7 separate regions of the Homo sapiens genome follow, and regions 2, 3, 4, 5, 6 and 7 are each linked to region 1. Evidence: chromatin loops called from intact Hi-C (ENCODE). Cell type or tissue: HCT116. All regions are shown on one strand. Region 1 holds the start of LOC124903888 (a long non-coding RNA gene). Region 2 overlaps LOC107984933 (a long non-coding RNA gene). Region 3 has its middle 74 kb from the start of LINC01648. Region 4 has its middle 280 kb from the start of MATN1-AS1. Region 5 has its middle 240 kb from the start of LINC01648. Region 6 has its middle 340 kb from the start of LINC01648. Region 7 has its middle 30 kb from the start of LINC01756.

Evidence for each region. A loop is a pair of places that touch in the nucleus more often than their neighbours do. Peaks named below come from ENCODE experiments on the same cell type or tissue, not always from the same donor. Only the 100,000 strongest peaks of a DNase experiment are listed, where the experiment ranks them.
Region 2: a loop joins it to region 1, with 10 times the contacts of the local background. A loop is called at or near these places in 17 of 110 quality-filtered maps.
Region 3: it touches region 1 in a loop (10-fold over the local background); 16 of 110 quality-filtered maps call a loop at or near these places.
Region 4: it touches region 1 in a loop (2.8-fold over the local background); 2 of 110 quality-filtered maps call a loop at or near these places.
Region 5: it touches region 1 in a loop (7-fold over the local background); 40 of 110 quality-filtered maps call a loop at or near these places.
Region 6: it touches region 1 in a loop (12-fold over the local background); 13 of 110 quality-filtered maps call a loop at or near these places.
Region 7: a loop joins it to region 1, with 12 times the contacts of the local background. A loop is called at or near these places in 7 of 110 quality-filtered maps.

What each region holds. Positions count from the first base shown.
Region 1 is chr1:30,706,744-30,710,743 of GRCh38, forward strand. LOC124903888 (a long non-coding RNA gene) reads right to left here and starts at 3,436. Exons shown (of 2, transcript XR_007065565.1): 1 at 3,354-3,436; 2 at 1,703-1,948. RefSeq lists an enhancer at 1,119-1,619. In HCT116, a CTCF peak has its summit at 1,546 (motif pointing left); a DNase peak (open chromatin) is centred at 1,538.
Region 2 is chr1:29,511,932-29,515,931 of GRCh38, forward strand. All of the region lies in intron 1 of LOC107984933 (a long non-coding RNA gene), which reads left to right. Among named protein-coding and RNA genes, the nearest start is that of LINC01756, 160 kb to the left of the region's middle. In HCT116, a CTCF peak has its summit at 1,528 (motif pointing right); a DNase peak (open chromatin) is centred at 1,590.
Region 3 is chr1:30,109,568-30,113,567 of GRCh38, forward strand. No RefSeq gene overlaps it. Among named protein-coding and RNA genes, the nearest start is that of LINC01648, 74 kb to the left of the region's middle. In HCT116, a CTCF peak has its summit at 2,110 (motif pointing left); a DNase peak (open chromatin) is centred at 2,102; H3K27me3 peaks cover 957 bases.
Region 4 is chr1:30,432,646-30,436,645 of GRCh38, forward strand. No RefSeq gene overlaps it. Among named protein-coding and RNA genes, the nearest start is that of MATN1-AS1, 280 kb to the right of the region's middle. In HCT116, no CTCF peak of the experiment used is centred here; no DNase peak of the experiment used is centred here; H3K27me3 peaks cover 813 bases.
Region 5 is chr1:29,791,291-29,795,290 of GRCh38, forward strand. No RefSeq gene overlaps it. Among named protein-coding and RNA genes, the nearest start is that of LINC01648, 240 kb to the right of the region's middle. In HCT116, a CTCF peak has its summit at 1,900 (motif pointing right); a DNase peak (open chromatin) is centred at 1,861.
Region 6 is chr1:29,696,237-29,700,236 of GRCh38, forward strand. No RefSeq gene overlaps it. Among named protein-coding and RNA genes, the nearest start is that of LINC01648, 340 kb to the right of the region's middle. In HCT116, a CTCF peak has its summit at 1,928; a DNase peak (open chromatin) is centred at 1,965; H3K27me3 peaks cover 1,011 bases.
Region 7 is chr1:29,378,076-29,382,075 of GRCh38, forward strand. No RefSeq gene overlaps it. Among named protein-coding and RNA genes, the nearest start is that of LINC01756, 30 kb to the left of the region's middle. RefSeq lists an enhancer at 1,462-1,756. In HCT116, a CTCF peak has its summit at 1,588 (motif pointing right); a DNase peak (open chromatin) is centred at 1,596.

The DNA of each region.
Region 1 (4,000 bases):
CCACGTGGACAAAACGCCTTCTGAGTGCCTGACACAGCCAGCGGTGTCATCAGTGGAACAGAGCTCAGAGAGGGTCAGGGACTTCCCGAGGTCACTCAGGGCCTGAGTTTGGAGCCACATGTCACACCCCGGTCTGGGCACAGTTCCCTGGAGACTCCTTAAATCAGGGTGCCTGGGACTCTGCATTTGAAAGCCTCCTCAGGACAGCAGTCTGCACTGGGGAAACACAGAGAGAACTCCAGTTTCCGAGAAGAATCGGTGAGGGGAACTTCAACCTCCCCAGAGTCTCTGAAAATCAGGCACCCAGCATGGAGCTAGGAGCTCGGCCCAGCCCCATGGATGGCCTGGCTTGCTGGCCACACAGTGATAATCAGGCCCCATGCCCTGTGCTGAATAAGCCCCTCTGCTCCCTTAGTGCCCCCACCCCACCCCAGCTGCTCTCCCATCCCTGGTCTGGGCGCTGGCACATGCCCCCCACCACCCACCTTCACATCACTCTCTAGACACTCCCTGGACCATCCCCCTGACTCCGCCTTACAGCAGACTCTCCATCACCCTTATGGGACAGGGCAGGTGCTTGCACCTCACGTGGAAGGGGAAGGACAGAGAGAAGCCACGTGAGATACCGCACACCCTGGAGGGGCAAAGGGAAGGGAGACGCTTTGACCTGGTGTAGGTTTTCCATGAGGGAGGAAAGACAGCTCGGAATTTGGAGGAGAGGCTGCCTCCTCCTTGAAGCCCTGGTGTGAACTTGTGATCTGAGCCTCCAGCCTGGGCCCAGACCCTTCGCTGCTGTCGCCACAAGGGTGCACCTTCGTCTCAACAGCTAGGGCGCCCGGCCCATGCTCTGTGCTTTGCACACATCCCCTCAGTTCACAGTCTCCCCCAGTGAAAGGGGAATCATTCTCCCCATCTCCCAGGGGAGCAAACTGAGCCCCAGAGCTGTAGTCACATGACCACGGCCATAGGGCACACCAGGGACAGAGCCTATTCACGCCAGGGCTTTGGATGGCAGAGTCCGTGGTCCCTCCAAGGTGCCTGTGTTGGGCTCCCTTCGACACCTCTGTTTGGTGTCTCTAGTATCCCCCTCCCCCACCAGGCTGCAGCTATTTTTGGCTTGAAGGCACTTATATTCTGATTTGGGGACAAAGGACAATTTGTCCATAGGAACGAGGGAGGGTAGGGCACAGGAAGATACCTCCTTGGGGTGCTCCTTCCTGGCCCCCACTGCACCCCAACGCTCAGATCTGAGCTGCCACCCCCTGCTCCAGCAAATCCTCTGGACATGCCCCTCCAGGGCATCTCAGAGTGAGGCATGGGATAGCAAGGCCAGCTGCAGTTGGGGAGGATACAACCGTTCCCATGAGAGAAGTCACCACCCACTCAGGAGCCTTTGGGAAGGAGGTTGGGAAGGAGGGGATTAAAGAGATTAGATTAAGTGCGACAGGTGCCACAGTGACAGGGACCAGCCCAGCTCACAGCCATGAAGCCCGAGCCCCATCCCCCAGCAAGGCCTGCTCACCCCATTCCTGGGCCAATGGTGCCATCCTGTGGCCAGCTTCCTCCCTAGCAGCCTCAAAGCCAGCCATTCCGGCCCCATTCAAACCACATAATTCCACCGTGGTCATCATTTCACTACGTGTATCAAAACATCCCGCTGTACACCTTCACTATAGACAAGACAAAATAAAGACAGAATAAATAAATTTTTAAAAAAATTTCAATCCATAATTCCAAGGTCCAAGGCAGTCCCTGAGATGATTTTGCCCCGCGTCAGCAGTCCATTTCACAGATGGGCAAACAGGCTCAGAAAGCATCAGCCGAGGCACAGTAAAGGGTGAACAGGGACAGCAGGAACTTCAGAGTCCAACAGGCTCAGCTTCAAATTGCAGCTCCACTACGCCATGACTCAGATGAGTCTCTTCCCGTCTCCAAGCCTGTGTGTCATCTGTAAAATGGGGCTGATAACCATACTGGCTTCACCTCGTGCTTGTGAACTGTTAAGTAGCATGCAGGTCTTTGCCATCATGATTGTGTAGGAATGTCCACCTGTCTGACTCCAGGCCCCACCTGGCACCGTGCACAAGTTCAGAATCAAGTCTGAAACCACAGGCCTGGACCATGTTCACACTGCGCTCCTCCAGGGCAAAGGCCAGGGCACCCCCCACCCCCACCCCCTGCCAAATACAGCTTCCCGGTATGTTCCTCAGCACTTCTGTGTCTGCGATGCTCCCACACTTCCTTTGCCCCTTCCTTCATAGTCAGGCTCCTGTGAGAAAGTAGGGCCATGATTGCAGAAACAGACAGTCTGCTCATTGCTGGGGCCCTGGGGCCTGAGCCAGTGCCTGACACAGAGCAGGTGCTCAGTAAATCACTGTTGGGTGAGTAAATCAATGAATGATTTACTTTTGGTCCCCCCTCTCACATGCAATTACGCCATTATTCCTTTTTAACATCATATTCACTTGTCAATGCATGGCTGTACTAGGTCAGCTCAGTTAGCACTGTGGCTGACAGCACCTGACTCAGGAGTCTGTGAGATCCATTTAGTCCCAGCTCCATCGCTCACTAGATGGGGCACACTGACATGCTACTGAAACCCTCCATGCTTCAGTTTCCTCATCTGTAAAATGGAATGATAAATAGTAAATCCTTCATAGGATCACAGTGAGAAGTCATCAAATCAAGGTCTAGTCTATGAAAAGTGCCCAGAGTGGTGCCGGGCACATAGTAGGTGCTCAATAAACACTGGCCCTTATTACTGGTAGCTGCATTTGGCCTTGACATCTCCAACTCTTTGCAGCATCTTACCCTGTTTGTGTCTTGCCCTGTCCCTTGCCCTCTAGCCCTTCCCCCATCGTAATTACAGAGCAGGGGAGCTCACTGCAGAAGACGGGGTTCAGCCTCTGAAGCCCAACAATCCTCGGTTCAAATCCTGTTTGAGCAGCTTCTTGCTGCGCAGTTTTGGACAATCTGTCTGACCTCTTCGAACTTGTTACTCCTCAGTGAGCAAGAACAGCAATGTGCACCTTGTGCAATATTTGCCATCAATAAAGGAAGGCTGTCGTTTTATTACTATCATTGTTCAGGTGTTCCAGTCCCATCTGTTGTGTTAAATAGACCAGAAGCCTCTTGAGATCGAGGACAGTATCTAGTTGATCACTGTCTCCCTGTCGTCAGCACCTGGCTTGTGCTGTGCACACAGCAGGTTCTCAGGAAGCATTTGGAGAATTAAAAAACCACCCAAGACTTCTCAATCTGACTTCCATGGCAATGCCTGGGACTCCTGGAGCACCAATGGGTGAGCAAGACCCAAATGGAGAGATATCTACACCCCTTACCCTCGTCCTCACCCTGTTTCGCAGCCTAGAAAGTGCCACCCTTTCAGGACCTCCAGCCCTGGAAGTTCTATCTTGCACAAGTGACTTTAGTTCTCTGTGCCTGTCTCTCCATCTCCACAATGGAAGTATTGATGGCAACCTCATATAGTTCTACATTTCTAGAATGCAACCTCTGTGAGATCACAGTGAGGCGAAGTGAGACGGAAGTAAGCAGCAGCCAGACCATACAGCACCTAAGGTGTCAGGCTACGTTTGAATTTTATTCAGGAGGCAGTAGGGAGCCAAAGAAAGTTCTTGAGCAGAGGTGTGAACTGATCAGATGGGCACAGTAGGATCATCACTCTGGTATCAGTGTGCAGAATGGGCTAAAGAACAACAGCCCAAAGGCAGGAAGGCCAGTTAACCAGTGATGGTCCCAACCTTTGAAGAAAGGAATAGGAACCCCTTTCACCATAGTGAGCCTGAACTTCAGAGAGGCCATGTTCTGGAAAGAGCCCTGATTTGGGAGGCAGAGATTTCAGGATTTAAATCTCAGCCCAGCCACTTCCTGTCCACGTGACACTTTACATCTGGCAGCCTTGGTGTCCCTGTCTGTGAAATAAGTTTATTAAAAGGATCACTGAGAAGTGTGAATTGGAAATTGTGTATATATCACCCGG
Region 2 (4,000 bases), 1.2 Mb before region 1:
GAACAATATAAATTACTCAATCTGAACCACAGAAAGAAAATATACTGGGAGAAAAAAAGAACAGAGCACCAGGGACCTATGGGACTATAACTAGAGATCTAACACTTATGTCATCAGAATCCCAGGAAGAGAAAAAAAAGGAGGTGGGGGCTGAAAAAAGACTCAGAGAAATAATGGCTGAAAACTTCCTAAATTTGGCAAAAGACACAAACCTACGGATTCAAGAAGCTGAGTGAACTCCAAACAGGATAATCTCAAAAGATATTCACACCAAGACACATCATAGTCAAAATTTTTAAAATTAAAGACAAAGAAAATATCTTGAAAGCAGTGAGGGAGAAATGACAACCTCTCTGCAGGGGAAAAATATTAGAACAAAAAAGGATTTCTCATCAGAAACCATGGAGGCTAGAGGGAAGTGGCTCAACATTTTTTTCAAGTGCTGAAAGAAAAGAACTGTCAACCCAGAATCCTATATTCAGGGAAAATACCCTTCATAAATGAAGGGGAAATTGACATTTTCAGATGAAGAAAAACTAAGATAATTTGTTGCTAACAGAAACGTACCCTAAAAGAATGGCTAAAACACTCTCTAAATGGAGAAGAAACAGTAAAAGAAGGAATCATAGAACACCAGGAAGAAGAAAGAACACAGTAAGCAAAAGTATGGGTAAATATAATGAACTTTTACTCTCCTCTTAAGTTTTCTAAATTGTATTTGATGGTTGAAAAAAATTATAGCACTTTCTGATGTGGTTCTAAATGTATATAGAAGAAATAGTTAAGAAATTTATATTATTAACGAGGAGGGTAAAGGGAGGCAAGCTTTCTATACTTCCCTCAAACTGGCAAAATGATGACACTAGTAGACTGTGATAAATTATCTATATATTAATGTAATGTAACTGACAGTAACCACTATAGACACTATACAAAGAGATATACTCAAAACCAGTATAGATAAGTCAAAATTGAAGTCTAAAAAAACTATTCACATAACCCACAGGAAGGCAGAAGAAAGAAACAAGGGATATTGGTCTGTAGTTTTCTTTTTGTGTGCTGTCTTTGGCTTTTTTGGTATCAGGGTAGAGGAATGGCTGGTTGAAAGTAACACAAGTTTTTTCAACTGAAAAATGAGGAAATCATAGGCCTCACGTCACAGGAAGGGTTGTGGTTGTGAGGTTTAAGGTAATGCATATAAAACAAATGCATTAATGCCTGGCACTTACAGTATGTAATTCACCTTTAATAAATGATTGCTATAATTTTGTTTAATAACGTAGTGTCACTTCCTAATTCAAGATCGCCCTGGACTGCAGTCTGAATCAACCTATTTTTTTGTAGTATTTAAATTTATAAGTTCCAAAATTGATCTGAAACAGTTTAGTTATACATTGGATGAAATATATTTATAGAAATCAGGATGATGGGGGAAATGAAAGCCTTATGGTTAACTAAATGATATCATCAGGTCTCCATTCTTGGCTCTGGTCTCCACCATGCCAGCCTCACACACAGACAGGCTCTCTCCTCTAGATGGCTCCATGGTTCCACGCTCACACCCTGTGGTCTCTGATTCCACGGACAGGGCCGGAATTCAGCCTGATTGGCTCAGATTGGGTCATGTGCTCATGCCTGAACCAGTCACTGTGGCTGGGGAAGCAAGGCTCTGATTGGCTAGACCTGGGGTTCTGGCTACCCCTCCATCTGGGGTGGGGTGATTTCTGCAGGACCCCTTAGGACCGAGAGGGTTTCTCCAGGGAAATAAGGAGGCTATTATCAGAGGCGAGCCTTCTGGTGGGGTGGGCAGAATCAGCAGATGTTGGTGGTGGCTGGAGTCACAGATGGGCTTTTAGTTTGCTAAAGCTGCCATAACGATGTGTCACAAACCGAGGGGCTTCAAGGACAGAATGTATTGTGTTCCCTCATAGTTCTGGAGGCTAGAAGTCCCCATTTAAGGTGCCAGCAATGTGAGTTCCTTCTGAGGGCTGTGAGGAAGAATACGTTCCATGTCTTCCCCTAGCTTCTCGGGGATGGATGGCTGGCAATCTTCGGCGTCCCTTGGCTTGTAGAAGCGTTACCCAATTGCTGCTCCCATCTTCATATGGCATTCTCTTGGTATGTGTGTCTCTACGTCCAGGTTTCCCCTTTTTACAAGGACACTAGTTATATTGAATTGGGGCCCACCCCAATGACCTCATTTTAAATTGATTGCCTTTCTTTGTAAAGGCCCTATTTCCAAATGAGGCCACATTCTGAGGTGCTAGGGATTAGGCTTTCGACATATAAATATTTGGAGGACACAACCCAAGCCATAACAGGCGTGACAGCTGGTACCCACCCAGATCCTCTTGACTGACCAGGGCACCAATTCTTTCTGGCTGCAGTGAGTATTAACCTCAGCTCAAGAGCGCTGACTGCAGACTCACCTTGCAAAGGCTAAGAGGTTAAACTCTCCCCACACGGTGACCTTCAGCTAATGACACAGGGTTCAAAAAAATCTATCTCACTGCCCAGGGCAGGAGAGCCGTGTGGTGCCACAGATGACGTTCCAGAGCTCCCCGTGGGCTCAGGCTGGGGGTGAACTCGCGTTGAGCCCATGCCCTGGTCTGGCTTCTTGCCTGCCCTCTGCTGCTTCCGTCACTCCCGTTCTCCTGAGGGTATGCCCTCCACAATCCCACACATCCCCACACATCTCCGTCTCAGGCTCTGCTTCTAGGGAGACCGACCTATATGGAATCTTCTGGAACAGCCATCCTCGGGCACCTGCCATCCTGTAGATCACGTTCTCTCTGTGAGGGGCTGATTCAGAAAGGGCTCTGTTGCCAAGCTCCCAGCAAGGCAGGGCTGGCATCGTGGGGTCTTGCAACCCAAGTTCCCGCTGCTCGTTTGTCGCAATTCTTCCCATGTCTGCTCAAGGTCCTCATGAAATCCGTCGTCTCCATATAATTTCCACATATCTCTCTGCTCTAGGTTTGATTAACAGCAAGTTATAAACAAATTTCAGGAAAAAGGAAACCAGCATCTCCCCAGGGCAGCCAGAGTCTATTGGCAGATGGCAAATTGCTTTGCAGCCAATATTTTTGTTTGCTTGATTTTTATACAGATAAAGAACTAAGCTAATTAATATACATTTCTTATCATCTTTAGGTCTTGGGAACCTCTTTGCTCCATAGTGAATTGATTACCAGGTTTCAATAAAGGGTCTGTCTTTGCAATTACAGTTCATTAATAGATTTAAAAGGGAGGGAGGATGGTTAAGTCTCACTAAGAGGATTATTTTGCATTTCTCTTCTTTTAATTACATGGCTTATGTCCTGGTTCAGAGTTCTGTGAAAGATGGGGGGAAAGTCCCAGCACCCCATCTGTTCCAGATGCCAATGCAATTAATAGGGGAGGAGACAGGAGCTTCTCAGGGGCTTCCTGCTAACTGAGGCTGCACCTGCCTCCTCTTCAGAGCTACCTTGTGGCTCGGAAGCTCAGCCACCAGAGCTCAGTTGGCAGCAGGTATGCTGGTGTAGGCAGGGGCTGTTCTGCCCACGGAGATGCAATATCTGGGGATTTGGGTCAGGACAGCCTTGGTCCTCTATTGAGCTCTCAGAATGTAAGCCCCTAACACATAGTAGGTACCCAAGAAGCACCTATTGCTTTTTGGGGAGATGGGGAGAATGATTCTCTTCGCTTGGGGGAGACTGTGAAATGAGGGGATGTGTGCAAAGTGCAGAGTACGGGCCGGGTGCCCTCGCTGTTCAAGACGAAGCTGCATGCTAAACACTTCTCCCTCCTCCTCCTCCTGCTCCTCCTCCCATCCTCCTCCACTTCCTCCCCTCCTCCTCCTTCTCCTCCTCCTCCTCCTCCTTCTTCTTCTTCTTCCTCTTCTTCTTTTTCCTCCTCTTCCTCTTCTTTCTTCCTTTTTTTTTTTTGAAAAGGTCTCACCTATTGCTTCTTGGGTACCTACTATGTGCTAGGGGCTTTACATGGATTTTCTAATTTAAACTTT
Region 3 (4,000 bases), 600 kb before region 1:
GATGGGTACACCAAAATCTCACAAATCACCACTAAAGAACTTACTCATGTAACTAAACACCAACGTGTTCCCTAATAACCTATGGAAATAAAAAAAATTAAAAAATAGGTAAAATAAAATACTTACTTAACAACAACAACAACAACAAAACAATTTGCTTTACCTCCTCCAGGAAGTCTTCCCAGATAGACCCAGACTGTTTGTTCTGATAGGGCCTGAATTAGTTACCTATTCCTACAATAAAACTGCCTAACAAAACCCAGAGAACCTCACTGGCTAACGTCAGAACACATTTATTGCTCACTCCTCTGGGGTCAGCTGTAGGTTGGCTAGGCAGCCCTGCTGCTCTTGGTTGGATTCACTTACATGTCTGGGGGGTTCCATCATTGCTGGCTGATGTTGGCTGACCTTGGCTGATGTAGTTGAATTTGGATGGGGTGACGGGAGAAACTTGGCTCTGCTCCGTGTGCCTCTCATCCTTCAGAAGGCTGTCCAGCCATGTTCTCACAGCAGTGGTAAGATGCAAGAGCCAGCCCAAGTGCGTCACAGCAGCGTCACGTCTGCCGACATCCCATTGCCCGAAGCAAGTCATATGGGGGAACCATCTGTTTTCTGCCAAGGGACAGGACATGTTGCCCGCCCACAGCACTGCAAAGTTACACGGAAAAGGGTGGTTGCTCGAGAGGGGATGAGAAATTGGGGACCAGTGATGCACATTTTCACAGAGCAAAACGCATTTGTCTTTCAAAGCTCTCAGGACTCCACGATGTAGTAACCTTTAAAAATTTTTAACAGCTTTATTGTGTTACAACAATAAACCGTATATATTTAACATACTGATTTGATGAGTTTGACATATGTACCTACTCGTGAAATCACCATCACAGTCCAGGTAACAGACATACACATCACCCCCAGGTGAGTCCCCTGCCCCTCGGTCAGCCCCCCTCCCATCCTCCCATCACTCACCACCATGCCTGCCTCCTCTGCCCCAGACAAAAATTCATCTGCTTTCCATGACTATCAGTTAGTTTTCATTTTCTAGAATTGTATCTGCTGGAATCATACACTATGTTCTCTTACTTGTCTGGCTTCTTCCACTCCACATAATTACACTGAGATTCCTCTAGGTGATATGTATCAACATTTCCTTTCTTTTTATTACTGAAAAATGTTCATTGTATGGATGAATCACATTTTGTTCCTCCATGCACCTGTTGATGAGTATTTGGATCATTTCCAGTTTGTGGCTATAAATAAAGCTGCTATGAACATTTGTGCACAAATGTGTGCATGGACATATGTCTTCTCTCACAGGTAAACACTTTGGAGCAGAATGACCAGATCATATGGTGGCGTGTGTTCAACTTTCTAAGAAACTGCCAAGCTGTTTCCCAAGGTGGCTTTGCACTCCGCATTCCCGAAAAGAGCCCCAGCCACTCCTCATCCCTCCAGCCCCTGGTGCAGGCAGTTGCCCTTTTATCCTGGGCGGGTGAAGTGACATCCCGCTGTGGTTTTCTTTGGTCCGTCCCGATAACTAACGACGTTGAGCATCTTTTCATGTGCTTACTTCTCACCCTAGCTCTTCATTGGTGATGCGTCTGCTCAGAGGATAATCTGTCATAATTAGGGTCTTCGTTTTATTATGGTTGAGTTTTGAGGGTTATCTATGTGCTCTGGGCATATCTTTACCAGATATGTATTTGGCAAATATTTTCTCCGAGTCTGTGGCTTGCCCTGGGTGAGATTTTTTTTATTTTTAACACATTGATCAATCAATGATTGGCAAGAGCTTCACTGAGAAGGCCCGAGCTGACAGAATGAGTCAGGGTCCAAGCCATTCCCTCCACAAAAATAATCACAAAATAATAATAATAATAATAATAATAGCAAGCAGAGAGGCTTGTGAAGACTCATCAAATCCGTCCTCCTGTCGCCGGTGGCCTGGACTCTATAGAGAAGTCATCCTAAAAATCGGGATCGCCGTGGGGAGGGGAGTGGCGGGGGGAGGTGGATTAGGTCCAGAAAAGCGCACACTCCGGGACCTCGCACAGCATCATTTTGCTGATGCAAGATCGCCCTCTTATGGCCACGGTTCCTCCAGCCACTGAGCTCTGCCCCTCTCTGGGGCTCTGTGAGGCACTGGAAGACAGATAAATGGAAACATTTGTTTTGGCTCCCAAGTTTCTGATGAATACAAGTGTTTTCATTCGCTGGGCAAATATCTCAGTGGAGATGGATGAAAATAAAACTGCGACTGGGGGAGTTGATTCCCGCTTCCCTGGATGAGGCTGCTAAGGGAGGGGAGGTCAGAGGTGGGGCTGGAAGAGAAGCTTGTGTACATGCAGGGCAGAACCCCCATGTCCCCAGGGCCAAGGGCTTCCTGAGGGGCCCAGGCTTTCATGTGCACATCACGGGCCCTCAGCCCGAAACCCCTGAGACGTGGGGTTCCTGGCTGAGAATGCCTAGGAGTGGCCAGTTCTTAGCACCTGCTGCTCCTAGGTCCGGCTCTCACCTGAATCCTCCAAACTCACTGTGTCTGGCCTCCTGCAACCACTGGCCTTTCTCTGCCCCATATTACCCAAGGCTAGGAAGCCTACCAGCCTCCTCCATTTCCTGCAGGACCACAAAGAGGAGGCTGCGACCCACCACTGACATTCCAGAAGCCTAGGTCAAAGGGCAGGGGACCGCAGCACCAAAAAAACAAGACAGACAGATGTTCCTGCCTGGGGTTCCAGAGATCTCCCTGGCTGGCCTCTCCCTTCTGTGGCCCTGACCTGCTGCTCTGGTGTTGATCTACCCTCCTAGGCTCTCTCCACCATCCCCTTAAATGTCAGATCCCCCTCATACTCCCGGCTCTCGTGCCATCACGCCCCAACCCTGACTTCCTGTTGCTGAGTACAAGGCACTGAGTCCTGCCCTCTGCATGTTCCTAAAGGCCCAGGAAAAGAGTCACCTGGCTCAGTTCTTGGTGACACCATTGTAAGCAGCATGAAGAAGCCCTGCAATGCGGTGCTCAGGAGCCTGGCCCTGAAGCCCACGTGCAAATGTCCACTGCACCAACTATGACAACTTCTTTGATTGCTGTGTGCTTCAGTTTCCCCATGTATAAAGGGGAAATTATAGTTTATACTTCATAGAGTTTTCTAGAGGGTTGCATGATTTGAAACCTTTACTGGGTTTAGAATAGTACTTCACACATAGTAAATGCTCAGTTAGTGTTAATACACACTCCTACCTACTCGCCCCACAAACAGCTGGCTCTAAGTTGAATCCTGGAGACTGGCCTCCTTTTTCTTTTTTCTTTTCTTTTCTTTTTCTTTTTTTTTTTTTTTTTGAGATGGAGTCTCACTCCGTTGCCCAGGCTGAAGTGCAGTGGCGCGATCTCGGCTCACTGCAAGCTCCATCTCCTGGGTTCACGCCATTCTCCTGCCTCAGCCTCCCGAATAGCTGGGACTACAGGCGCCCGCCACCACGCCCGGCTATTTTTTTGGATTTTTTAGTAGAGACGGGGTTTCACCATGTTAGCCAGCATGGTCTCGATCTCCTGACCTCGTGATCTGCCTGCCTCGCCCTGGCCTCCTTTTTCTTTAAGTGGATGATGTGAGTGGGAAGGGGTGCAGAGGATGAATATTTGCTCTTCCAGCCTAGAAAGCTCCAGAGGTCCAGGGAGGAAGGAGTTGTAACTTCTGTGTATACGAAGGACTCCCTGCAACACCCTCTGAGGACTGACTGCTGGGGCTGGGCCATGATGAACTGGTGGAGGCATGAAGGAGAGGAGAGGAGGGAAGACAAGGGGCAGGCAGGCAGGGGGTCCCATAGCTGGGACTGTGTTCTTTAGAGGTTTGAATCTTTACAAATCCTGCAGAGCTCTGGAAATCGTCAGCAATGGAGCAGATAGAGGTAATTCATTCACTCACTCATTCTTTCCTGTGTTTATTCAACAAACACTTCCTTGAGCATCTATTGTATGTCAGGCCCTGGCTTAACACTGAGAAGG
Region 4 (4,000 bases), 270 kb before region 1:
CAACATTGCTAATCGTCAGGGAAATGCAAATCAAAACCACAGTGAAATATCATCTCACCCCAGTTAAAATGATTTTTATCAAAAAGACAACAAATAACAGATGCTGGTGAGGATTCAGAGAAAGGGGAATGTTTGTACACTATTGCTGGGAATGTAAATTAGTATAGCCACTATGGAAAACAGTATAGAGGTTCCTTTAAAAACTAAAAATAGAACTACCATGTAATACACATAATCCCACTGCTGGGTGTTTATCCAAAAGAAAGGAAATGGATATATCAAACAGATACCTGCACTCTTGTGTTTATTGAAGTACTATTCACAGTAGTCAAGATATGAAATAAACCTAAATATCTATCACTGGATGAACAGATAAGGAAAATGTCTTACATATACACAAAGGAATATTATTCAGCCATAAAAAGAATGAAATCCTGTCATTTTCAGCAACATGGATGGAATTGAAGGCCATTAATGTTAAGTGAAGTTAGCCAGGTGCAAAGACAAATACAGCTTGTTCTAACTCACATGCAGTGAGAGCAAATAAGTGGTTCTCATGGAGATAAAGAGTTGATTGGTGGTTACCAGTGGCTGGGGAGAGTAAGTGGGGTGGAGAGAAAAAACAGAGGATCGGTTAATGGGTATGAAAATGGAGTTCAATAGAAGGAATAAGATCTGGTGTTCTATAGCACAGTGGGGCAACTATAGTTAACAATAATTTGTTGTATAGTTCAAAATTGCTGAAGAAGAGAAATTAGAATGTTCCTAACATAAAGAAGGGGTGAATGTTTGGGGTGATGAATGTCCCCATTGCCCTGGCTCAATCATTACACATTGTAGGTGTGTATCAAAATACCACATATATCCCCAAAATATGTACAACTATTATGTATCACCAAAATGTATGTGTGTGTGTGTGTGTGTGTCCAAGAGAAACCTAAGTATAGATCACCACTAATTTTAATGTGGCATCCTGAATGAGATCCAAGGACATTAGGTAAAAACTAAGGAAATCTGAATAAAGTATGAATTGGTTAGCAATAATGTATCAATCGTGGTCTATTAAGTGTAAGAAATGTATCGTACTATTCTAAAATATTAATAACAGGAGAAAGTGGGTATAGGGTTTAATGGGAACTCTCTATACTACCTTTGAAATTTTTTCCTATAAGTCTAAAACTGTTCCAACAATAAAATTCATTAAAATTTTTTAAATGAAAAAATAAATTAAAATGGACAGATAACATTGTAAAAGAAAATCAATCAATGGGATATATCAATTAGTAGAATAAAGGGCAAAAGCTGCATTAACATCTCAATAAATGCACAAAAAGCATTTGTCAAAATCTACCACACTTTCATAACCAAAAAAATCAATAAGCAAGGAAATGATGGAAATTTTCTCAATCTGACAAAGGTCATCTACAAAAACCTCAGTTAACATAATATGTAGTGGTGAAAGACTGAATGCTTTCCCTTGAGATCAGAAGCAAGCCTAGATATCTACCCTCGCTACTTCTGTTCAACATTGTACTGGAGGTTCTAGGCAGGGAAATTAGGCAAGAAAAAGAAATAAAAAGCATCCAAATGGAAATGGAAAAAATTAAAACTATCTCTATCTGCAGATTAGATAATTTTTATATAGAAAACCCTAAGGAATCTATCAAAAATCATTGGCTCTAACAAGCGAGTTCAGCAAAGTTGAAGGAATACAAGATCAATACACAACAATCAAGTGTGTTTCTATATGCTAGCAATGAACAATCTGAAATGAAATTAGAAAACAATTCTATTTGCAGTAGCATCAAACAGAATAAAATACTTAAGAATAAATTTAACAAAAGCAGTGCAAAATCTATACTCTGAAACCTACAAAACATTTTGAAATAAATTGAGGAAAATCTAAATAAAGGGAAAGTTTATGGATCAGAAGACTTAATATTGTTAAGATGGCAATATACTGCAAGTTGATTTACAGATTCAGTGGAATCCTTATCACAATCCAGCTGCGATTTTTTGCAGAAATTGACAAGCTTATTCTAAAATTCATAAGGAAACTCAAAAGATCCAGAATACCCAAAACAATGTCAAAAAAAGAAGACCAAAGTTGAAAGACTCATACTACAAAGCTACAGAAATCAAAATACTGTGGTTATTTGCACAAGGATAAAGATAGATCAATGGAATAGAATTGACAGTCAAAATATAAACCATTACCCTTATGTCCAGTGAATTTTCAACAAGGATGCCAAGACAATACAATGAGACACAGAATACTCTTTTCAACAAATAGTGCTGGAACAATTAGGTATCCATACACAAAAGAATGAAGTTGTACCCCTATTTCACACCATACACAAAAAAATACTCAAAATATATCATAGGCCTCCATGTAAAAGTTAAAGCTATAAAACTCTTATAAGTAAACATAGGCATAAATCATCATGACCCTGGATTAGGCAGTAGTTTTTAGATATGACCCTAAAGCACAGCAAAAAAAGAAAAAGTAGATAAATTGGGATTCATCAAAATTAAGAACATTTGTGCCTCAAAGGACATCATCAAGAAAGTGAAAATACAACCCACAGAATAGGATAAAATTTGTGCAAATCATATATCTGATAGGTAACTGAAATAAATATAGAATATATAAAGAAATCTCACAACTCAACAATAAGTAGACAAGCCACCCAATCTATAAAAGGGCAAAGGATATGAATAGGCATTTCTCCAAAGAATATACACAAATGGCCAATAAGCACATGAAAAGATGCTCAACATCATTACTCATTAAAGCTATGCAAATCAAAACCACAGTGAGATACTACTTCATCCCTACTAGGATGGCTATAGCAAAAAGCTAGACAGCAACAGTAGTTGGTGAGGATGTGGAGAAATTGAAACTCTCATACACTGTTGGCCAGAATACAAAACGGTGCAGCCACTGTGGAAAACAGTTTAGCAGTTCCTCAAAAAGTTAAGCATAGAGTTACCACATGACCCAACAGCTCACTCCTCAGTGTATGCCCAGGAGAAATGGAAACTTCCCTTCCATTCAGGAGCCGCAGTCCACAGGACAAGCTGGGCTGGAGGGAGAGGAGAGCTGGAAGAACAAGAATGGGACAATTATTCCTGTGTGGGTCTCAAGGTGCCACGAAAAGGATTTTTCATGACTTTCGGACTTTAATACCCTGAGAGGCCTCTTATGGTTTCTGTGTGTGTGTGTGTGTGTGTGTGTGTGTGTGTGTGTGTGTGTGTCTGCTTCCTTGTGCGTGTGAGTCACTAATTATGTACAAAATAAGCCGTGACATGTGATGATACAGCCCTCATATAAAAGTATCTTCTCATAGCTCAGTAACTTAGGAGGCAAAGTCTAAAACAAATATTCAGCAGGCATTTTTTTCCAATTAAAAAATAAAAAATTATTAAAAACACCTCTGAGTCCCCTGTCTTCCCATAGTCCTTTAGCTACTTCAAGGAGGAGTAAGCTAAGAGGGGCAAGCTCTGGCAGTTTGGGGTGAGAGGACCTGTCTCGGTGGAGAAATGACAGTCATTTGCTCACGGCTTTTGATATGGTTTAGCTGTTTCCCCACTGAAATCTCAACTTGAATTATATTTCCCAGAATTCTCTTGTGTTGTGGGAGGGACCAATGGGGAGGTAGTTGAATCATGGGGGCCAGTCTTTTCCATGCTATTCTCATAATAGTGAATAAATCTCACGAGATCTGATGGGTTTATCAGGGATTTCCACTTTTGCTTCTTCCTCATTTTCTCTTGCCACCACCATGTAAGAAGTGCTTTTTGCCTTCCACCATGATTCTGAGGCCTCTCCAGCCCTGTGGAACTGTGAGTCCAATTAAACCTTTTTTTCTTCCCAGTCTCCAGTATGTCTTTATCAGAAGTGTGAAAACAGACAAATACAGTAAATTGGTACCAGTAGAGTGCAGCGTTGCTGAAGACATATTCAAAAATATGGAAGCGACTTTGGAACTGGGTAACA
Region 5 (4,000 bases), 920 kb before region 1:
ATTTGCTGGTATTTGGTGAACCTTTCTGGGCCTTAGTTTCCCCATCTGTGAAATGAGCCCCAGAGACTGGAAAAGATGAGTGTAAAGGTCTTAGGCTTTGAGGTGGCGTGTCTTGAATGGGATGGGTGCTGGAATGGCAGGTGTGGGGCTGGTATGGGGCAATCTGGCATCGGGGCGTCTGAGTCTCCAGAAATGAGGGCCTCCAGTCTCTCACACTAGCAATCTGCTCAGACCTGGTCAGAGAGAGCTGATTTCATCCCTGCCATTTGAGGAGCGCCAGAAGCTTTGGATCCCTTTAACCTCCTCCTCCCAAAAGCTTCTGAGGCGAGCAGTGACCTTGCTCACAGGGCAAATCCTATGAAAGAAGACTGTCTTTTCAGAGATTATACACCTTCTCCAACCCAGCCACCTCCAGGCTGGAATGCAGTGGCAAGATCTCGGCTCACTGCAACCTCCATCTCCTGGGTTTAAGCGATTCTCGTGCCTCAGCCTCCCGAGTAGCTGGGATTACAGACCCATGCCACAACACCTGGCTAATTTTTTGTATTTTAGTAGAGACGGGGTTTCACCATGTTGCCCAGGCTGGTCTTGAACTCCTGAGCTCAGGCAATCCGCCTGCCTTGGCCTTCCAAAGTGCTGGGATTACAGGCGTGATTACAGCCTCCTGGATCTCTTACTCTAAGGGATCTGTGTGAGTGTCCCTAAGTGGGCTCCTCTTTGGTCTCCTAGCTTTAACTGTCTAGAGGCTTTGCCTGGTCAGGGGGTGGCAGCCAAGACCTGACTATTATGAGGGGTGGTGATGGGGCACTAGTAATGGTGATCAAGAGAGTCCTAGCCAGTTCTTTTTTTTTTTTTTTTTCTTTTTTTGAGATGGAGTTTTGCTCTGTCGCCCAGGCTGGAGTGCAGTGGCGTGATCCTGGCTCACTACAACCTCCGCCTTCTGGGTTCAAGCGATTCTCCTGCCTCAGCCTCCTGAGTAGCTGGGATTACAGGCACGTGCCACCACGCCCAGCTAATTTTTGCATTTTTAGTAGGAGCAGTGTTTCACCATGTTGCTCAGGCCGGTCTTGAACTCTTGACCTTAAGTGATCCACCCGCCTCGGCCTCCCAAAGTGCTGGGATTACAGGCGTGAGCCACTGCGCCTGGCCGCCAGTTCTTAATTTATTGCGGTTGTCAAACTTTTTCTGTAAAGTACAAAGTGATAAATATTTTAGGGCAAGTGGGCCAAGAGACAAATCAAGGATATAATATAGGTATGGTATAATAGTTCCCCCTTATCCATGGGGGCTACATTCCAAGACCCCCAGTGAATGCGTCAAACAGTGGATAGTACAGAGCCCTATATACACTATGTTTTTTCCTATACATACCTACCTATGTTCAAGTTTAATTTTAAACTTAGATACAATAAGAGATTAACAACAATAAGATAGGACAATTATAATAATACACTGTAGTAAACGTTATGTGAATGTGGTCTCCCTCCCTGTCAAATTGTCTTCTTGTACTGCACTGTAGGCACCTGGAGCCTTGGAAAATGAAACTGCAGATAAGGGAGGACTACCGTATTCATGTAACCAGAGAGAAAACAAATTTCCACAATTGTAAGTGATACAATTAAAGATGTATCAATGAACACTGAAGTTTAAATGTCATATAACGTTAACATGTCTTGAAAGATTATTTTTCTCGTTTTTTAAATTATTTAAAGATGTAAAGAATCAGTCTTAGCTTATAGGCCATGAAAAACAAACATCAGGCCAGGTCTGAATGGTGGCCGTAGTTTGCAGAGCCCTGGTTTCTTCTTGCCTCTCAGCTTCCAACTTCCCCGTGAGTGCCTGCTCCTTGATGGACTGGACTCTAAGCCCTTCTTTGCAGCAAGCACGATATCAAGCTTTGTCAGTAGAGGGCGCCGGAGGGACACTGTGGAGGAAGGGGCCTTTTCATGGTCCACAGAGCTCTGTTGTGCAATTTCTTGTTCCTGTTGCATCTTCTCTTAGGGTATGAACGCGGGGGGACATCCTCTGGGGCTTTTCCTCAGCTGTGCACCCAGAATGCATGGTCCCTCGACCACCTCATAGCCCATCCTGAGCCCAGTGCCCATCTTGCTGTGGTCCAGCCCACACCTCCACCTGCACGTGCACACCACTCTCTCTCCTGTGCCCAGAGAGGTGTTTCCTGCCTGCCAGCCTGACCTGCATCTATGAACCAGCACCTCTGGGACCCAATACCTTCTCTGCCATTCAAGGGGCTGCAGCCACAGACATCCAGCGAAGTCAGGACCCCAGCCTCGGGGGCAGGTCCTTCCAAGGTTGTCTTCTTCAGCCCTAGGGTGCTGTTCCGATTCTTCCTGACATCATTTTAGGCACTCTTCTATCATAGTTTAATAATTATGTATAGAAAATGTCTCCTATTCAGATCACTGTGTGGTTTCTGTGTCTTTATTGAAATCTGATGGACTGATCCCCAGGAAGACCCCTCAGGCACCCTGGAGAGAATGGAAGCTCCCTAATCCAAAGAGTGAGTGTGAGTCCATCTCAGTCACCGTGTGTCTGCTGCATGGCTGAGGCCACGTGACTGCACCTCCCTGGGCTCAGTTTGCTCACCCAGGAAATGCGGAGAAAGCTTCCTTCTCCAATGGATGCTGAGACTGCGAAATGAGACCATGCATATGAAGCACAGAGCATGGGGCCAGGTACCTGCCGGTGTTCAAGATGGTAGAACTGCACCTTCGTAAGTGTGGTGGGCATCACATGGGACAGTGTGTGGAGTGACCGGCATGGGGCCTGGGGGGAAGTGGAGGCTCAAAACCCAACCTCCCTCCCTCTCTCCCTCCTGTCCTCCTTCTCTCCCAGGACACCCCTCCCTCAGGCCCCCAAGGCTCTAGTTTCTCTCCCCAAGTCCCCCTGTGTGGTGGTTAATACTGAGTGTCAACTTGATTGGATCGAAGATGCAAAGTATTGATCCTGGGTGTGTCTGTGAGGGTGTTGCCAAAGGAGATTAACATTTGAGTCAGTGGGCTGCAGAAGGCAGACCCACCCTTAATCTGGTGGGCACCATCTAATCAGCTGCCAGCGAATATACAGCAGGAAGAAAAACGTGAAAAGGTGAGACTGGCCTAGGTTCCCAGCCTACGTCTTTCTCCCGTGCTAGATGCTTCCTGCCCTCGAACATCAGACTCCAAGTTCTTCAGTTTTGAGACTTAGACAGGTTCTCCTTGCTCCTCAAGCTTGCAGACGGCCTATTGTGGGACCTTGTGATCATGTAAGTTAATTTTTATATATATATATATATGTATATATATAAAATATATATATGTATATATATAAAATATATATATACATATGTGTATATATATAAAATATATATATACATATGTGTATATATATATCTCCGATTAGTTCTGTCCCTCTAGAGAACCCTGACTAATACAGATTTTGGTACCAGGAGTGGTTCTAGAGGAACAGAATATTAAGGATGGAGTTTTTCATTGGCTTTGGGGTTTCTGGAGTTGGCTACTTAAGATGATTAGACTCAAAAATGCTAAGGACTCTACTTCTAATAGTATGGAGAACACTGATAGTCCTTGGGAGGAACTGTTTAGAGAGTTACACAAAATAAATCCATCTGACACTCCTGATTCACTGCTCGTGAGAGGCAAGGAGTTTAGTGACTCTATACATAATACTTTTGACCATATTTGGAGAACCAAGGAACATAATGAAGCTGGTTGGTTGCCCCTAAGTTCAGTAGATGAAGTGAGGAAAGAAAATGATGAACTCAGGGATTCCGTTCTCCAGGCTTCAGAGGCAGACACTGAGCCTCAAATCTGCTAAGATTGCCCTGAGTGAGAGTCTCATCTCCTGCAGAGAAAGAGCTGAAATTGTGGAGAAACAGACACAAACTCTTATCATGAGAGTGGCTGACCTGCATGAAAGGTGCATGCACAGCCTCAGGAGGTGTCTACTGCTAAAGAGAAGGCACTGATTGGAAGAGAAT
Region 6 (4,000 bases), 1.0 Mb before region 1:
CCCATCCCTCCATCAGTGAAGCTTGTCCCAGCCATGAGTGACATTTATCTCTGTCCCTCTTTCCACTTCAAACCTTACGTCTCTGTCCCCCACAGGCCCTTGCTACTTCTCTTGGGTTCTCTTTTTCTGATTCCAGCCTTATCTGCTGCACCCTTTGTTCCAAGCACACCAGGACCTTTCAGCATTTCTGACTTGTGCCCTGCACACACCCTCAGCTTGTTGTCTTCTGTGCCTCCCACCCTCCCTACTGATCCCCTTCTTTGTCTATGGAACTCTTACACCAGTTTCAAGGCGAAAGTCAAAGGCAGACCTTCCATGAGGTTTGCTTCACCTGCCAGTGGAAATGAACGTCCTTTGCCTCTGGATTCCCAGCAGACTGTTGAAATGACCGTTCCAGCAGTCAGCAGTCTGACCATTATTGTCGGGGAGGAAATGTCCTCCCTTTGCCTCATGCCAGACCCACCTCTGTGTCCTTCTAAGACCCCTTCATGCTCCCCAAAGAAGGAGAGGTGTGGATCTGATTGGACAGAGGAGGACACTAACTGGGCCACATAACAAGTGTAACAAGTGGGCAGGGTCAGGGCATGGAAGGGGATGGCGGCCGGCCCAGCTCTCTCCCTTCCACCTCTCCTTGTCCCGCACCTGCAGCTAGGAGGCAAGTCAGCTTTGCAGACCCAGCCGTGGTGAAGCTGGCATGGGCACCCCTGGTTCTCCCCAGGGCCCTCCTCTCTTGTCCTTCTGTGTGAGTTCATCCACATCCATGGGTCTACCCGCTGTCCATGTCCAGATCACCACCGTCTCCTGTGGAAGCTCTTCCTGAGCCATGGTCTTTATCAGGGACTCTGAAGTACCCACATGTCCTAAGTGCTGCCCATGCAGTGCGGAGCCGGACAGGCCACGCTGCCTCCTGGACCTTTCCGTCTGGGGCTCCTGAAGCTGCTGTCCGCCTGGCAGCCCACGGCCTCCTTCCACTGAAAACATTCAAAGCCGAACCTTCACCTTCCCATCAAACTGCTCCTCAGCCTCGTGCCCTGCAGCCCCTGCTCACCCTAATCAGAAACAAGCGGGCATCCCCGACTCGCCCTCTCCTCACACCTCGGGCACCGTCCAGTCCTGTCTTACCCCTCTGGAATCCCTCCTCCCCTGCCCTGTCTCAGACCCTGGTGGTTTCTGACCCAGACATCCTCATGCCCTCCTACTGGTCCCTCTGCCCCACCTGTCCTAAAATCCATCTACCCTGCACACCCCGAGGCCTGAGTAAGGGGGTCCCGGGTTTAGAAGGGCCTGCCCCAGCTCCTGATACTCCGGCCCCAGGACCCACGTGGCCTCTTCTCTGTGCCAGTGTGCCCACATGAAGACTTCGACGTGCAGCTGTGTGTGAGGAGGGATGGACAGAGCGTAGACTTGCAGGGTGGGGTGTCGCACACCGTGTGAGACTGTGGTGTGGAGCTGGGCTGCAGGAGGGGAGGTGAGGTGGGGGCTGGGCCTAGGCTGGATCAGGGATCAGGAGTCAAGGCCAGCTTTCTCCGCTCCCACATTCCAATGAGGAGCTGGATAATTCGTTGAGGTAGGAGGATAGAATTTGTTTATTTGGCATTTTGTTAGCTTGGTTGATAATTCCATGTTTAGTTTGCTGGCCTGTGGGTCTCCATGAGTTCTGTTGCTTTGGGCTGCACAAATGCTGGGAACCATTGGATCAGCCACCCCAGCCACTAGATAGAGTGATCATCCCAAATATAGGATGGTCACATTGCTTCTGGGTCTGACCCCCTTCCGTGGCTCTCACAGGTCTTGGGATGGCGTCCACACCCCATGCTGACTCGAAGGACTTTGTGCTGTGACTCTCCCTGTATCTTCCCTCTGGGCACCAAAAATGTCCTCTGTGAAAAACCTAAACTCTGCCCAAAATACTGCCCTTCCCCACTTCCCCACAAGGAGGCTCACAGGCTTGGTGTTCCCAGACCCAGCCGCAGGGAGGGAGTGGAGGAGCAGGGAGGGAGTGGAGGAGCAGGGCGGGGCTGGGGGTGGTTTATGTCTCATAGCAGCTGAGCCTGGGCTGTCACTCAGGAAGCCAGAAGACCCTGGTCTAGATGGACGTGGCCAAGCTGGAGTCGGCCTGCGTGGGAGGGAGGCAGGACATGGCAGAAGGCCCTAAAGGCTTGGCCAGGGTTGGGAGCCTTGGAGACCAGGGAGAAGCTGACCCAGGGGACTGTGGGGGCACTACCCACCCCTCAGAGCCTCAGCTCTCCCCCAGAAAAGGAACAGATGGAGCCACAGAAGCCTCTAGGTCATCATAAGTTCAGTCCTGGTTCCTTCTGGGCTCATCTCAGAGGCCTCCATTTTCAGCCCCAGTAGCTGAGGTCTCTAGACCTAAAGGCGCCCAGCTGAGCCTGGGCTCTGCTCGTCTCTGCGAGCAGGACCTTGATGGTGGACGAAGGCTGCTCCAGAAGGTACCTGAATCCTCTGTCTTGGGGGTTCTGAAGGGGCTGGTTGCTTCCACCTGCACAGTGGGAACAGTGGTCACGGAACCCGGGGGCCGAGGCTAACTGCGCCCTTGCTCTGGATGCTGGAGCCTGGCTGAGGGGGCTCTGCTCAGGACCACCCATTTCCATGGCAACCAGAGCCCTCTGGCTGGGGCTGAGCCCCACCCCCACACTGGCCCTGCTCCTGCCCCTGCCCCTGGGAAGGGACAGCCGGAGGGGCTGGCTTTCCCACCAAGGGCATGTGCTCTGTTATAGGCCATGGCGGGGCCCGGGTCGTTGTAGCTGGGTCTGGGAGGATCAGCCGGGCTGTGAGATCTGTAACCAGGTGATGTGTCAGGGCTCATTACAAATCCACGCATCCTCCTCTCCCCTGCTTGTTTTTGATGAAAATCAGGGAAGCTTTCGCACAGGGAGGAAGATATGTGTGCCTCCTGTGAGGCCTAATACATCATTCATCTCCTGCCTCCCCGTTTCTGGCTCAGTCCTCATCCTGTTGGTTATCTCCGGGCTCTGTGGTGGGGTCTGGATGGCCACAGGCTGCTCCGTTGCAGTCTGACTACATCTGAACCCCTCTGTGCCCTGGCGGCCACTCTGCCACCTCCCTTCCTGGCTGCTCACCAATGTCGAGAACTTGGGCTTTAACTCTGGATCCCCTGAACCACATTCTCAAAACCCACGGCGCCCTTTGGGTGCTAAGACCCCCCAGGGTATCATCTTTTTTTTTTATTCCTCCTTCCATTCCCTTCCAGGCATCTCCCCCATCACAACACTGGTCCACACCTCCTTCAGCACACTCCTGTGGGACCTCCTAGCCTCTCGTCTCCTGCAATTCATGCAGCAAGATCTTTCTAAACCAGCTTGGCCACATACCTCCTTAAGATCCTGGGATCGCCCCTCTTTGCTCTAAGGATAAGGTCTGTGCTCCATAGCATGACTCCTGCCTGGGCTACAAAGTGAGACCTTGTCTCTTAAGAAACAGAACAAAGCAAAGCATGACTAATGATGTCATTCAGTCATTCAACATATATTGAATGAGTCCCTGCTCTGTGCCAGGTACTGGGTATAGAACAGAGAGAAACAACAATTTCTGGCCTCAGAAAACTTATCTTCTAATAGGCAGAGATGGGCAATAAACATCTAGATTAAATGTATTGGTAACACAAGGACAAGTGCAATGGAGAAAAATAAAGCAGGGAAGGGGCCCAGGAATGTGGGGAGTTGCGGTTAACACAAATGTTTTTGCAGACTTAAAGGAGGTTAAGTGGGGAGCCCTGTGGATGTCTGAGGAGGAGCATTCCAGGCAGAGGGAACAAGTGCAAAAGCCATTCAGTCCTCAATTTAAATATCAGCTCCTAAGACACTCAACCATCCCGTAGTTGAGTTAGTCCCTCTCAGCATCCTCCTGTGCATGGCATACTTGGCCCATCCTCAGGTGAGTTGCACTAATCTGTTGGGACTTTTTTTTTAAAAGGTCACATCCCCCTCTTGACTGTGAGCCCCAGAAGAGCGGGCACCTA
Region 7 (4,000 bases), 1.3 Mb before region 1:
TGTTTTTTTTTCGGTTGTTTTATATATCTTTTTCTTTCTTGTTGACTCACATTGTGATGAAATTATTTCTTTGGTAGTATGTTTTAATTTATTTTTTGCTTTGTGGTTACCATGAGGCTTATAAAAACATCTAATAGATATGACAAATTATTTTGAAGAGATGACAACTTATCTTAGATCACAAAGGAAAGGACAGAAAAAAAAGAACAAATGGGAAAAAACCTCTACATTTCAACTCCACCCCGAATTTTGATGTTATGTTGTCCAAATTTACATACTTTTATATTGTGAATATCTCAACAGGTTGCTGTAGCTATTATTATTTTTGATAGGATTTATCTTTTGGGATTCACAGTAGAGTTAGGAGTGGATTTCACAATTCATTTCCACCACAATTACAGTATTAGAGTATTTTGGGTTTCTGTGGAGTTAATTTTACCAGTTGGTTTTATATTTCAAGTGTTTTCTATTTGAATGTTATTTTTATTTCTTTCAGATTGAAGAACTCCTGTTAGCAATTCTTGTAAAATGGGTCTGGTGGTGGTGAATTCCTTCAGCTTTTGTTTGTCTGGAATAATCTTTATCTCTCCTTCATATTTGAAAGATAACTTTGCTGGATACTGTATTCTTAGATGGCAGTTTTTTTTTTTTTTCTTTCAGAACTTTGAAAATGTCACCCCATTCCCTCCTGGCCTGTATGGTTTCCATTGAGAAGTCTGTTGTCAGACAAATTGGAGCTCCTTTATATGTTATTTGCTTCTTTTCTCTTGCTGCTTTTAGGACCCTCTCTTTGTCCTTGACCTTTGAGAATTTGATTAATATGTCTTGAGGTAGTCTTATTTGGGTTGAATCTACATAGTGTTCTCTGACTTTCCTGGAGCTGGATATTTATATATTTCTCAAGTTTTGGAAAGTTTTCTGTTATTGTTTATTTGAATAAGCTTTATACTTCTTGCTCTTGCTCAACTCCCTTCCTTGAACACCAATCATTTTTAGATTTGGTCTTTTGAGGTAATTTTCCATGTCTTGTAGATGATCTTCATTCCTTTTCATTCTTTTTTTCCCCTCTGACTGTGGATTATTTTTAAACAGCATGTCTTCAAGCTAACTGATTTTTTTTCCTCTCCTTAATCCATTCTGCTGTTGAGAACGTCTAATGAGTTTTTCAGTTGAGTACATGTATTTCTCAGTTCCAAGGTTTCTGTTTGATTTTTAAAAAATTTCAATCTTTTTGTTAAATTCCTGTGATAAATTTTAGAATTGCTTTTCTGTGTTATGTTGGAGATCACTGAGTTTTTAAAAAACTGCTATTTTGAATTCTTGGTCAGAGTGTTCACATATCACTGTCTTATTAGGGTTAGTTACTGGTTCCTTGCTTTTTGTGTTTGAATAGGTCATGGTTCCCTGTTTTGCTTTTGTTTATTGCGGATATATGTCTATGTCTTTTCGTTGAAGGATTAGTTATTTTTTGTAGTCTTTTCTGGCTGGCTTGTTTTGGTTTTTATTAGATACTCTTGCTCAGAGAGTTTGTAATTTACCTGTTGATTTTCTTTGTTTTTTCCCCATTCTGTTGCTGCCTCTTTTTGACACTAGATGGCGCCTTAAGCACATGCTTGCCTTGGTTCTAAATAAGCAACTAGAGCGCTGCGTTTACTGACTGGGGAAAGGTCCCAAAGGGGAATACCCGAGTAGTGCAGGAAGCCTGGCTAGGGGTTCATGCCCTGGGAATCTGTGGAATGAACCTCCTACAGCATGGTGCTGCTTAATGGCCACTCTGATTTGGTGTTTCCTTTGGCCGAGTTACTAAGCAGAGTTTCCAGAATTGGGGATGGTAGTCCTGCCTCCCCTCTTTGTCTCTGACTGTTTGCAGGGATATTTCTCCCTTCAGGCATTCCTGAGACTTCTCATGGATTGAGGCAGGGACACATCTTCTGCCAGGAAACCAAAGATGGTGGGGAAGTTGGTTGTTTACTTCAATCTCACTTTTTCTGGTGTAGAAAATGTGAGTCTTGGGGAAATTTTCCATGCACTTGGTGCTGGGCAGTTTGGGAGAGGGGTGTTATGGATATGGAAGTCCAATTCTCTTAGCATCTACTCAGAGTTTTTTTGCTTCTCATGGCCCTGGGAACTGTCTCCTCTTTATATGTGAATTCTGGGATATTGCTGGCGATCATCTCAGTGCTGTCTAGTTCTTTCTGGTTTTCTATGGAGGGGGAGTGAAGCCAGCTTGCTACGACACCACCATTTTGGAACCAGAAGCCTGGAAGTTTTTTTAAAAGATTCCAACCCAGGATGCTCTCTGAGGCAACTCCTAGCCCTGTGACCAGAGGACCTTCTACTCTACGGGTTGCCAAACTTGTTCTGCACACTTGTCTGTGAGACTTGTCAAAAACACAGATTCCTGGACCACAGAATATAACTCTCCAAGCTGGTGGCCTGGGAGTGTGCCTTTCCCCAAAGCTTTCAGAATAATGTAGATTAAGGTAGTCTATGATTCAGACTTTGGGACTCACTACTCTAACCTTAGTGTTCCTAACTTATTTTTTTAAGGAGAGGAGGTCCCAGTCATATCCAGTGTTCATCAATATCCAGCTCTCCTCTCCTTCCTGGGTACATGGCAGCCTATACTTTCCAGCTTCCCTTGTGGTTAGGCAGACATTATGACTAGTTCTGACTAATGGACAGTGAGTAGACTTGACATGTGAAACTTCTGAGCTGAAGCAGTGAAAAGCCCCTGCAGGATCTTCCAGCTTTCCCTTATTCTTTGTTAGAGATCATGGAGGCAGCATGTTGACACAGTTGGGACATAAGATCAAAGCAACCCGGATAACTGGGTTAACACATGGAAGACAGCAGCGTTGGAGAATCACCTGATTTTCAGTGCAGTTTGTGAGAGATAAAGAAATAGAGAGAAACTCCTAGCCAGTGAGATTTGGGGCTGTTTGTTACTATAGCATAACACTAGCCTACCCTGATTAATACTGATCTCTCTGAGAATCTGGTGAAAACTATGGATCTTCTCCTTAGGAAAATGTGCACTTCCATATAATCATAAAATTTAGGCTACCTTCAGCTGGGCATGGTCGCTCACGCCTGTAATCCCAGCTACTAGAAAGGGTGAGGCAGGAGAATTGCTTGAGCCTGGGAGGTGGAATTTGCAGTGAGTTGAGATTGTGCCATTGCTCTCTAGCCTGGGCAACAAGAATGAGACTCCATCTCAAAAAAAAAAAAATTTAGGCTACCTTCTTGGGGTTTCTTTTCCTACCTCAGCTCTAGGAATTATTATTATTATTATTTTTTAGATGGGGTCTTGCCCTATCACCCAGGCTGGAGTGCAGTGGCATGATCATGGTTCACTGCAACCTCGACCTCCCGGGCTCAAGCAATCTTACCACCTCAGCTTCCTGAGTAACTGGGGCCACAGGTGCACGACACTACACCTGGCTCGTTTTTTTTTTTTTTTTTTTTAACATTTTTGTAGAGACGGGGTCTCACTGTGTTGTCCAGTCTGGTCTCAAATTCCTGGACTCAAGCAATCCTCCCACCTTGGCCTCCCAATGTACTGGAATTACAGGCATAAGCCACTGCACCTGGCCCAGATCTAGGATTATTGACTCATGTCACTGCCAATTCACACTCTGTGACTTGATTTATAATAATGGTGGTATTCTCCCCCATCACTGCTCTTTGTCCCTGCTCTCCTTCATTGGTGGCCTTTGGGAGCTCCAGCTCTCTGCTCCGACTCCTCGAGTGTGTGTCCAAGTGGCCGGAAGAATGAAGGGCCTCATTTATGAGCACCTACCCTCCTTCGAAGGTATATGGGAATATAATTAGAGTTATATAATTAGGAATTATATATAATATATTCGTAATATTAAATTTGATTAAATTTCAGGGGTTTTGACCTCCCTGAATCGTACCCTCTCATTCATAAATCATGGATTAATAACCCCAACTCTTACCCGAGGCCAGAAAACTCCCAGAGGCTCATGGGACATTT